2 separate regions of the Homo sapiens genome follow, and region 2 is linked to region 1. The links are chromatin contacts, found by Hi-C or POLR2A ChIA-PET in ENCODE. All regions are on one chromosome and are shown on one strand. The core of a region is the stretch at or near the end of the contact, and the rest is flanking DNA. Distances in the headings are between cores, read along the strand shown.

The links. Hi-C counts contacts between places; a loop is a spot of excess contacts on that map. ChIA-PET counts read pairs that join two places held with the same protein, here RNA polymerase II (POLR2A). Pooled maps may share reads with other maps.
Region 2: a loop to region 1 is called in a map of endothelial cell of umbilical vein, with 10 times the contacts of the local background. The contact joins two enhancer-like sites. A Hi-C loop is called at or near these places in 2 of 168 maps with a recorded cell type or tissue (endothelial cell of hepatic sinusoid and endothelial cell of umbilical vein) and 1 of 50 pooled maps. POLR2A ChIA-PET finds 5 or more read pairs at or near these places in 3 of 52 experiments (MCF 10A, activated T-cell and activated naive CD8-positive, alpha-beta T cell).

The regions. Positions count from the first base shown.
Region 1 is chr4:122,966,490-122,971,577 of GRCh38, reverse strand. All of the region lies in intron 9 of AFG2A (AAA ATPase AFG2A), which reads right to left. Among named protein-coding and RNA genes, the nearest start is that of AFG2A, 46 kb to the right of the region's middle. Within about 2 kb of position 2,982, at least 3 of the 41 ENCODE cell types and tissues checked have a DNase peak (open chromatin) inside an H3K27ac peak, as active enhancers do.
Region 2 is chr4:123,015,424-123,020,511 of GRCh38, reverse strand. The region is part of intron 10 of AFG2A (AAA ATPase AFG2A); the gene reads right to left. Among named protein-coding and RNA genes, the nearest start is that of AFG2A, 95 kb to the right of the region's middle. Within about 2 kb of position 2,796, at least 2 of the 41 ENCODE cell types and tissues checked have a DNase peak (open chromatin) inside an H3K27ac peak, as active enhancers do.

The DNA of each region.
Region 1 (5,088 bases), core at 1,733-4,232:
GTAGTATAGTAAGTCAAGGAAGACAAAGAATAGGTGTAGAGTTGAACAAAATAAAATTTAAAACTCATTATTTGAAATGTATACATAGAAAACTATAACATAATTGATAGATAAAAAACTCAAAAGAACTTACATACACACTACTAAAATTTTGTTTTTTGTGGTTTTTTTGAGACAGGGTCTCACTCTGTCACCCAGTCTGGAGTGTAGTGGTGCAATCTCAGCTCATTATAGCCTCAACCTCCCACACTCAAGTAATCCTCCTACCTCAGCCTCACAAGTAGCTGGGACTACAGGTGCATACCACCACGCTCAGCTATTCTGTAAATTTTCTGTAGAGATGGTGTCCCACTATGTTGCCCAGGCTCGTCTCAAGCTCCTGGGCTTAAGGGATCCTCCCACCTTGGCCTCCCAATGTGCTGGAGTTATAGGTATAAGCCACTGTGCCTGGCCCACACTATTAAAATTAATAAGTGCATTTGGCAAGGTAGGTAGACACAGTCAATACAAAAAAAATTACTTTTTCTATTGGGAGGCCAAAGCAAGTGGATCACTTGAGGTCAGGAGTTCATGACCAGCCTTGCCAACATAGTGAAACCCTGTCTCTACTAAGCTACTTGGGAGGCTGAGGCACAAGAATTGCTTGAACCCGGGAGGCAGAGGTTGCAGTGAGCTGAGATAGTGCCACTGCACTCCAGCCTGGGTGACAAAGCAAGACTCCGTCTCAAAAAAAAATTTTTTTTTACTTCTTCTAGATACAGACATGCGTTGCTTAATGACAGGGATACGTTCTAAGAGATGTGTCTTTATGCGATTTTGTCATTGTGCAAACATTATAGAGTATACTTATACAAATCTAGATGGTATGGCCTACTATACATCTAGGCTATATGGTATAGCCTATTGCTTCTAAGCTACAAACCTGTGCAGCAAGTTACTATACTCAATACTGTAGGTAACCGTAACACAATGGTATTTGTATACCTAAACATAGAAAAAGAAAAGGTACAGTAAAAATACAGTATAAAAGATTTACAAAGATCGTGCCACTGCACTCCAGCCTGGGTGACAAAGTGAGATTCCGTCTCAAAAAAAAAAAAAAATTTTTTTTTTACTTTTTCTAGATACAGCCATGCATTGCTTAATGACAGGGATACATTCTGAGAGATGTGTCTTTATGTGATTTTATCATTGTGCAAACATCAAAGAGTCTACTTATGAAAATCTAGATGGTATGGCCTACTATACAGCAAGGCTACAAACCTGTAAGGCATGTTACTATACTCAGTACCATAGGTAACTATAACACAATGGTAAGTATTTGTGTATCTAAACATAGAAAAAGAAAAGGTACAGTAAAAATATAGTATAAAAGATTAAAAAATGTTATACCTGTGTGGGCACTTACCATGAATGAGGCTTATAGGACTGGAAGTTGCTCTGGGTAAGTCAGTGAGTATGTGCTGAGCAAATGTGAAGGCCCAGGACATTACTATACTCTACTGTAAACACTATCCACTTAGGCTACACCAAATTTAAAAATAATAATACTAATTACACTACTACTTTACAATGGTTATGATGTCACTGGATGATAGGAATTTTTCAGCTCCATTATAATCTTACAGAGCCACTGTAGTATATACCATTCATCCTTGACTAAAACATCGTTATGCAGTCCGTGACTATACTAACATAAAATAATTACAAGTGAAACTTTACAAAATGCCATTCATAAGTGCATTCAAAAAACCAAAGTACCTAAGAATAAATCTAATTAACAGTATGCAAGACTTTTCACATAAAACTACCAAACTACCTGGAGGGAAATTAAGGAAAATCTAAAATAAAATGAAGGAATCTAAGAAGTTCATGGATTACAAGGTATTAACTTCCCAAATCTCTCCAAATTGATTGAAAGACTTAATAATTCCAATCAAAATGCAAGCCAGTTTACTGGGTGGGGAGAAGGAAGAACCCGACACATTGATTTTAAAACTTCTATGGGAATGCAAAGTGCCAACAATAGTCAAGAAAATTTTGATGACCATTTTTTTAAAAAAATATCACTTACCCTCCAGAAATTATGACTTTTTATAAGGCTGAAAGTATTGAAGACATTTCAGTATTGTGGACAAGGATAAAAGACCATTGAGGCAGAGCAGAGAATCTAAAATGAACACAAACCCTTGATTTATGTACAACAAAGGTAACACAGAAGCAAGGCAGAAATTGATGGTCATTTCAATAACTGGTATAACACATCTATATGAAAAAAAGTGAAGCAATTAAAGATAGCAACATGAAAGGAAAAACAATAAAAGCATCAAGAAGGTAAGAGAAAATATACCTAACAGTAGATTTGACCAAGATTTCTTAAGCTAGCTACAAAAATCACCAGCCACGAAGAAAAAGACTGATGAACTGGATCCTTTATATCAATATATATTATAATAAATATATAATTATAAACTTTCTGTTCCTCAAAAAGATACTACAGAGAATAAAAATGTAAGCCACAGAGTAGAAGATATTTAAAATACATATATCTAACAAAGGTCTCACAACTAAGCTATATTAATAACTTCCACAAATCAATATATTTTTAAAAAGTAACCCTACAGAAAAATTGAATAGATACTTGACAGGCACATCACAAAGAAAGACATCTAAATGGTCAATTCAAATATAAAAAGTACTCAGACTCAGTCATCAGGGAACTAAAACCACAATGAAATACTGCTATAAACTCCATGTCAGCACCCACGAGAAGAAACTGGAATTTTCACGCACAACAGGTAGAAAGGTAAATTGGTAAAATCACTACAAAAACGTTTTGGCAGTATTTAGTAACAAGAATCCTATAACCCAATAATTCCACTCTTAGACAAATAATAGACAGAAATGCATACATTTGTGCAGCAAAAGGCATGTGCAAGAATGTTCATGGCATTACTCATAATACTTAAACAATCGAATTCAGCAATAAAAATGAACTCCTGCTATGCAGAATAAAATGATGAAGCTCCCAAACCATAAAACAAGTGAAAGAAGAGAAGGCAAAACAGGCAAAACTGATCTATGGCATTCGAAGCCAGGAGAGTGGTTGCCTTTTGGGTTGAGGTGAGCATGTAGGGCTGGGAAAGGGTCTGAGAGAGGTACCAGGAAGCTAGTAATGCTCTGTATCTTGATCTGAGTGGTGGTTACACAAGTGTGTTCACTTTGGAAAACACATGGATATTTTAGCTTATGCTCTCTTATGTATACATGCAATACATTGAGAAAGAAGTTTATTTTAAAAAAGTATGTAAAAAGTGTGGCGCAAGTAAAAAAAAACTATAAATAAAGCAACAACACAGAGCTGGTTTAAATAACATTGAGGGATGGTAGTTTTAGAAATTATAAACTGCAGTTTAAAATGAAATATCATTGTATCAATATTAGCTCATCAATTATAACAAAGGTACCACACTAACTCAAGACAGTAATAATGGGAGAAGCTGGAAAAAAGGGAAGTTACATGGAAATTATCTGTACTTTCTGCTTTATTCTTCTGTAAACCTAAAACTGCTCTAAAAAAAGTCTATTAATTTAAAAAAATTTTAATAAAATGAAAAAACTCAGTTCTAAGTATCCATATGTACATATACAATGAAGTTTATTCCTTAATATTTTATTACTAAAACAGGAAAATATCTTTATTTAGAGTACTTTCTAATCAGAATAATTAAAAACATGATGATCTAGGAAAATAAATCCATAAAAAAGGTTTTGGGGCTGAATGCAGTGACTCACACCTATAATCCCAGCACTTCAGGAGGCCAAGGTGGGAGGATCACTTGAGGCCACGAGTTTAAGACCAGTCTCGGCAATACTGCAAGACCCTACCTCTTTAAAAAAATAATAAAAACAGTTTTGGGAATTTTCTATACAGAAATCCTGATCAGGCTCAGAATCATTGCAGGACATATTTATAAGCTGACTAGTGTGCAAAATATACTAGAATACAAAATATAGATTATATGATTTAAAGTATTCACAAAGAGTTTTGATTTGCCAGAATATTTTATACAAACGAATATGGTTGGTATGAAAGGCAGGGTGACTAAAGAAGAAAAACAAAACTTGAGGAGAGAGAACAGCATTTTTTACATGCCGTTACTCTGATTTTTTTTTTAAGAGACAAGGTCTTGCTCTATTACCCAGGCTGGAGTGCAGTGGTACAATCATAGCTGACTGCAGCCTCAACTCCTAGACTCAAGCAATCCTCCCACTTCAGCCTCCCAAGTAGCTAGGACTACAGACACACACTACCACCACCGGCTAATTTTATTTCTCTTAGAGACAGAGCCTTGCTACATTGCCCAGGCTGGTCTCAAACTCCTGGCCTCAAATTATTCTCCTGGCCTGGCCTCCCAAAGTGCTAGGATTGCAGGTGTGAGCCACTGCACCGAACTGGTTTTGAAAATATTTTTTAAAAATAGTTCTCAGTAATGGAACCCCTGTTCTTGTATTTCTTGCCAATTCAGTTACAATTCATGTTAAAGGAAAGCAATTAAAGTATTATTATATCATAAAGCCACTGAGAAGATATATTCATTGACCACAGGAGTTACTCTTTCATGGGCACTCTTTTCAATATTAACTCATCTATTCACTCAAAATATTCAACAAGAACCTCCTAGACATAATTACTTCATTAAACAATTGTACTGAGCTCTTACATATGAGGGTACACAAGAAGGCAAATCAATCTCTCACAGCTAACAGTCTAATAGGAGAGATACATCATAACGCGTAGTTATTATAAACTATGCCAAGTACTGTGACATGGAAAGAACAAAGTGGCACAAAAACACGTCAGGAACATCGAACTCAGTTTCAGGAAGGATTAGTTTACCTAATGACTCTCACAGAAATCATTTAGTACATTCCTTTATTTCACAAATGAAAAACTGAAACATATATCTAAGTTCAAGTAATTAGCCCTGAAAAGTGAATCGATGTTAACCTGATAAAATAGGAATTGGGGCCAAAGAGGCAGCCGACTATTCCAAGCAGGGGGAACAGCATATAAATAGAGACAAG
Region 2 (5,088 bases), core at 1,547-4,046, 49 kb before region 1:
CTGGAAACTCCGCTACTCGGGAGGCTGAGGCAAGGGAATCACTTGAACCAGGGAGGCGGAGGTTACACTGAGCCGAGATCGCGCCATTGAACTCCAGCCTGAACGCCAAGAGTGAAAGTCCGTCTCAGAAAAAAAAAAAAAACCACATACACATATATGTATTTTCAAAAATTGTTATTTTTAAAGTGATAGGAATACAAGCAATTTCTATATTATCCATAATAATTTTTGGTATTACGAAAATTTTCTACAGTGAAACTGCATTACTTTTATCATTTGACATACTCGTGTGTGTGTCTGTGTGCATGTGTGTGTGTGTGTTTGTGTTTGTATGTATATATAAAAGCATGAGGACAAGGAAGCAGACTAAGATCCTAGAAGCTGTGGTCAAGAAAAAAAGAAAAGCATGACGCAGATGGGGAGTTAAAAGGTTCAGCCAAAAACAAAAACAAAACTAAACAAAAAAAGCCTTGATGGGTGCCCAACGTTGTCAGGGAACCACCCATTCACCTAGTAGAACTAGGTGACAAAGTTAGAGAAATGACTGATTAACAAATCTAGGAAATTTTCTTAACCTAAGTTTCCTTTATTATTACAACTGTAATTCGTTTATTCTTTCCAACTATTGTACTGTGGCTAAAATTTACTACTGAAATAAATTCAATCAATTTTAAGAAATGTCTTCTATGTGCAGGATTTGTCCTAGAGACTGTAGGGGCACAAAGATGAGTGCAATAATGTCCAAAAAATCTGAAATCTAGAAAGAGAAATAAGAAAAGTATCCTAAAAGAGAGTCTCTAAATATATAAAATATCTGTCTTTACACAAATTAATACAAAAGCTACTGAAAAACAGCTTTATAATTCTCAAATAAGACAGTGAAGACAGATTTGAAAATTGCATACATGTAAGATGTCAAGTTTTTAGAATATAAAAATAGCAGCAATTCCCACCTTGTTGATTATGAGAATAGCAGATATAAGAAGTATAGCCTACAAGAAATTATAAAGAAGGATGTAAGAATTATCTGTATGCCAATACCTAAAAGTAATCCTTGTTAATATTTTGGTGTAGGACCTTCTAGCCTCTCCAAATGCAAACACACATGTGTGCATGTGTATGTATGGTTTAACATATTCACAATTTTACATTCTGATTCTTTTTAACTTCATACTTTTTTGATATAGTAAATATCTTCTAAAATTTAGAACTTGGTAAAAAAAAAAATGGTCTTGGGTTCAAATCTCAGACCCAGTACTTACTATGTGACTTTGGGTAATTTACTTCAACTCTCTAAACTTTTTCCTCTTCTATAATATGGGGATAATAAACCCTAAGGTCTCAGGATCACTGTGAGAATTAAACAGGAGAGCATATGTTAAATTAATTGTACTTTGCCTGGCATGTGGTAAATATTTAATAAATACTAGATACTTTATTTAAATGTCTGAGAGATGATTATAAAGTTTGTATTCTGGAGGACTACTGAAAAAGATAAGCCATTAAATTATCTTCATTTTTTTTTGTTCTGATCACTTTAAACTAAAGGCAAACCAATTTTGCATTTTGATTTTAGTACCTGAAAGCCAAAAAAATGATAACTCTTTCTATGGCTATGATAATAATTCACAAATAAATATGAATCAGCTTAAAAAGCCTGGCCAACATGGTGAAACCCCATCTCTACTAAAAATACAAAAAAAAAAAAAAATTAGCTGGGCGTGGTGGTGCATGCCAGTAATCCCAGCTACTCAAGAGGCTGAGGCAGGAGACTCGCTTGAACCTGGGAGGCGGAGGTTGCAGTGAGCCAAGAGCATGCCACTACACTCTAGCCTGGGTGACACAGCGAGACTCTGTCTCAAAAAAAAAAAGCTTATTATTACACAGAAGAGTTCTAAAGCATAGGAAGTCATGGGAAAAGTTAGTCTGTAGAGAAGGATAAACACTACCATGAAATCATAAAATCCTAGAACTAGAAGAGGAATTCAAAAGCTAGCTGTTTCACTATCCTACCTTCAGACAGTATATCATCTTTCAACACCTCTCATCTTTCAACAAATAGTACTTTATGCTTAAAATTGTTTTTAATTCTAGAACCTTCTTTTTAATAACTTACAATATATCATAACTACCGTAAAATTATTCCTACAATATAGTCTAAATTATTTTTACAATATAACCTAAATCATTCCTGATAATATTTGCATCCGATCTTATTTTGCCCTAATGAAAACAGTGAACAGCTGCTCACATATGGCTTTATAACTTTTTGAATTAAAGTCAGAAGTGCAAGAACAGCTGTCAAACAAGCACAGAGCAGTGAGATAAATTTCCCAAGGAACATGTCCCTGACAAACATCCTATAGTTAGTTCTTCCTAGCCAAACACCCCAAAACAAAATAAAACAACAACAACAAAAATTCAAACTGTACACCCATAGAAGCCAAGGAACTTGATGATCAGGTTAAAAATAAATAGAAAAAAAAATACTTTTATGGACAAATTCCAAGGCAGCAAAATAAAAATTAATGAACTGAGCTACAGACATTAGAAAAATTACTATGAGAGAGGAATTCCGTAGCTCCAGGGGCACTGACAATGTTTTTATACATCTATGAGTCAAGATCCTCTTGCTTGCTGGGTGCCAAGTTTTTTACCACCAGGGACAAAAATTCTTTTCAAAGTATTATTTTAGAGAAAATGCCATGACATTTTGTTTTTTCATGCTAACAACTCCCAGTGTAAGGACAAGAAGTCAGGCAGTCACAATTGGGCTGGCACCTGTTCCAAATTCTTTGTGGGGTCATACACTAACTTTTCAACAATGTTCAAAAGACACATATTTTGTTTAGAAATCATAAGTGTACCAAATTACTAAAGATACTGCATATTGCAGGAAAAAAAAGGTTGAGAAAACCAACCTCCAAGGTCAAGAACAATTATAAATTTCCAAATGCTTCTTTAATACAGATAAAGCAAGATTAGGAAGCAGTAACTGTTAAAATGTGTTCTTAGATCTAAATGAAAATAAGTAAAAGCCATTAGCTGTATATAGTGAAAAGCAAAAAAAAAAAAAAAAAAAAAAAAAAAAAAAAAATTTCCCATGCTGTAAAGACACATTCTATGAAGATTTAAAGAAAAAAAAAAAAAAAGAAGTCAAAAGTTCCAGTTTCACTATGGTGCCATAAGGCAACTATAGACTCTCTCCCGTTGATTAAAAAGAAAAATGTCAGCTCTCGCTCTCGCTCTCGCTCTCGCTCTCCCTCTCCCTCTCCCTTTCCCTCTCCCCCCTCTCCCTCTCTCTCTCCCTCTCCCTCTCCCTTTCCCTCTCCCCCCTCTCCCTCTCCCCTTCCCTCTCCCCCCTCTCCCTCTCCCCACGGTCTCCCTCTCCCTCTCTTTCCACAGTCTCCCACTGATGCCGAGCCGAAGCTGGACTGTACTGCTGCCATCTCGGCTCACTGCAGCCTCCCTGCCTGATTCTCCTGCCTCAGCCTGCCGAGGGCCTGCGATTGCAGGCGTGCGCCACCACGCCTGACTGGTTTTCGTATTTTTTTGGTGGAGACGGGGTTTCGCTGTGTTGGCCGGGCTGGTCTCCAGCTCCGAACTGCGAGTGATCCGCCAGCCTCGGCGTCCCGAGGTGCCGGGATTGCAGACGGAGTCTGGTTCACTCAGTGCTCAATGGTGCCCAGGCTGGAGTGCAGTGGCGTGATCTCAGCTCGCTACAACCTCCACCTCCCAGCCGCCTGCCTTGGCCTCCCAAAGTGCCAAGATTGCAGCCTCTGCCCGGCCGCCACCCCGTCTGGGAAGTGAGGAGCGTCTCTGCCTGGCCGCCCATCGTCTGGGACGTGAGGAGCCCCTCTGCCTGGCTACCCAGTCTGGAAAGTGAGGAGCGTCTCTGCCCGGCCGCCATCCCATCTAGGAAGTGAGGAGCACCTCTACCCGGCCGCCATCCCATCTAGGAAGTGAGGAGCGTCTCTGCCCAGCCGCCCATCGTCTAAGATGTGGGGAGCGCCTCTGCCCCGCCACCCCGTCTGGGATGTGAGGAGCACCTCTACCCGGCCGCGACCCCGTCTGGGAGGTGAGGAGCGTCTCTGCCCAGCCGCCCTGTCTGAGAAGTGAGGAGACCCTCCGCCTGGCAACCGCCCCATATGAGAAGTGAGGAGCCCCTCCACCCGGCAGCCACCCCGTCTAGGAAGTGAGGGGCGTCTCTGCCCGGCAGCCACCCCATCCGGGAGGGAGGTGGGGGTCAGCCCCTCTGCCCGGCCAGCCGCCCCGTCCGGGAGGGAGGTGGGGGGATCAGCCCCCTGCCCGGCCAGCCGCCCCGTCCGGGAGGGAGGTGGGGGGGTCAGCCCCTCGCCCGGCCAGCCACCCCGTCTGGGAGGTGAGGGGCGCCTCTGCCCGGCCGCCCCTACTGGGAAGTGAGGAGCCCCTCTGCCCGGCCAGCCGCCCCATCCGGGAAGGAAGTGGGGGGGTCAGCCCCCCGCCCAGCCAGCCGCCCCATCCAGGAGGAAGGTAGGGGGGTCAGCCCCCCGCCCGGCCAGCCGCCCCGTCCGGGAGGTGAGGGGCGCCTCTGCCCGGCCGCCCCTACTGGGAAGTGAGGAGCCCCTCTGCCCGGCCAGCCGCCCCGTCCGGGAGGGAGGTGGGGGGGTCAGCCCCCCGCCCGGCCAGCCGCCCCATCCGGGAGGGAGGTGGGGGGGTCAGCCCCCCACCCGAGCCGCCCGGTCCGGGAGGTGAGGGGCACCTCTGCCCGGCCGCCCCTACTGGGAAGTGAGGAGCCCCTCTGCCCAGCCACCACCCCATCTGGGAGGTGTACCCAACAGCTCATTGATAACGGGCCATGATGACAATGGCGGTTTTGTGGAACAGAAAGGGGAGAAAGGCGGGGAAAGGATTGAGAAATCGGATGGTTGCCATGTCTGTGTAGAAAGAGGTAGACACGGGAGACTTTTCATTTTGTTCTGTACTAAGAAAAATTCTTCTGCCTTGTGATCCTGTTGATCGGTGACCCTACCCCCAACCCTGTGCTCTCTGAAACATGTGCTGTGTCCACTCAGGGTTAAATGGAATAATGGTGGTGCAAGATGTGCT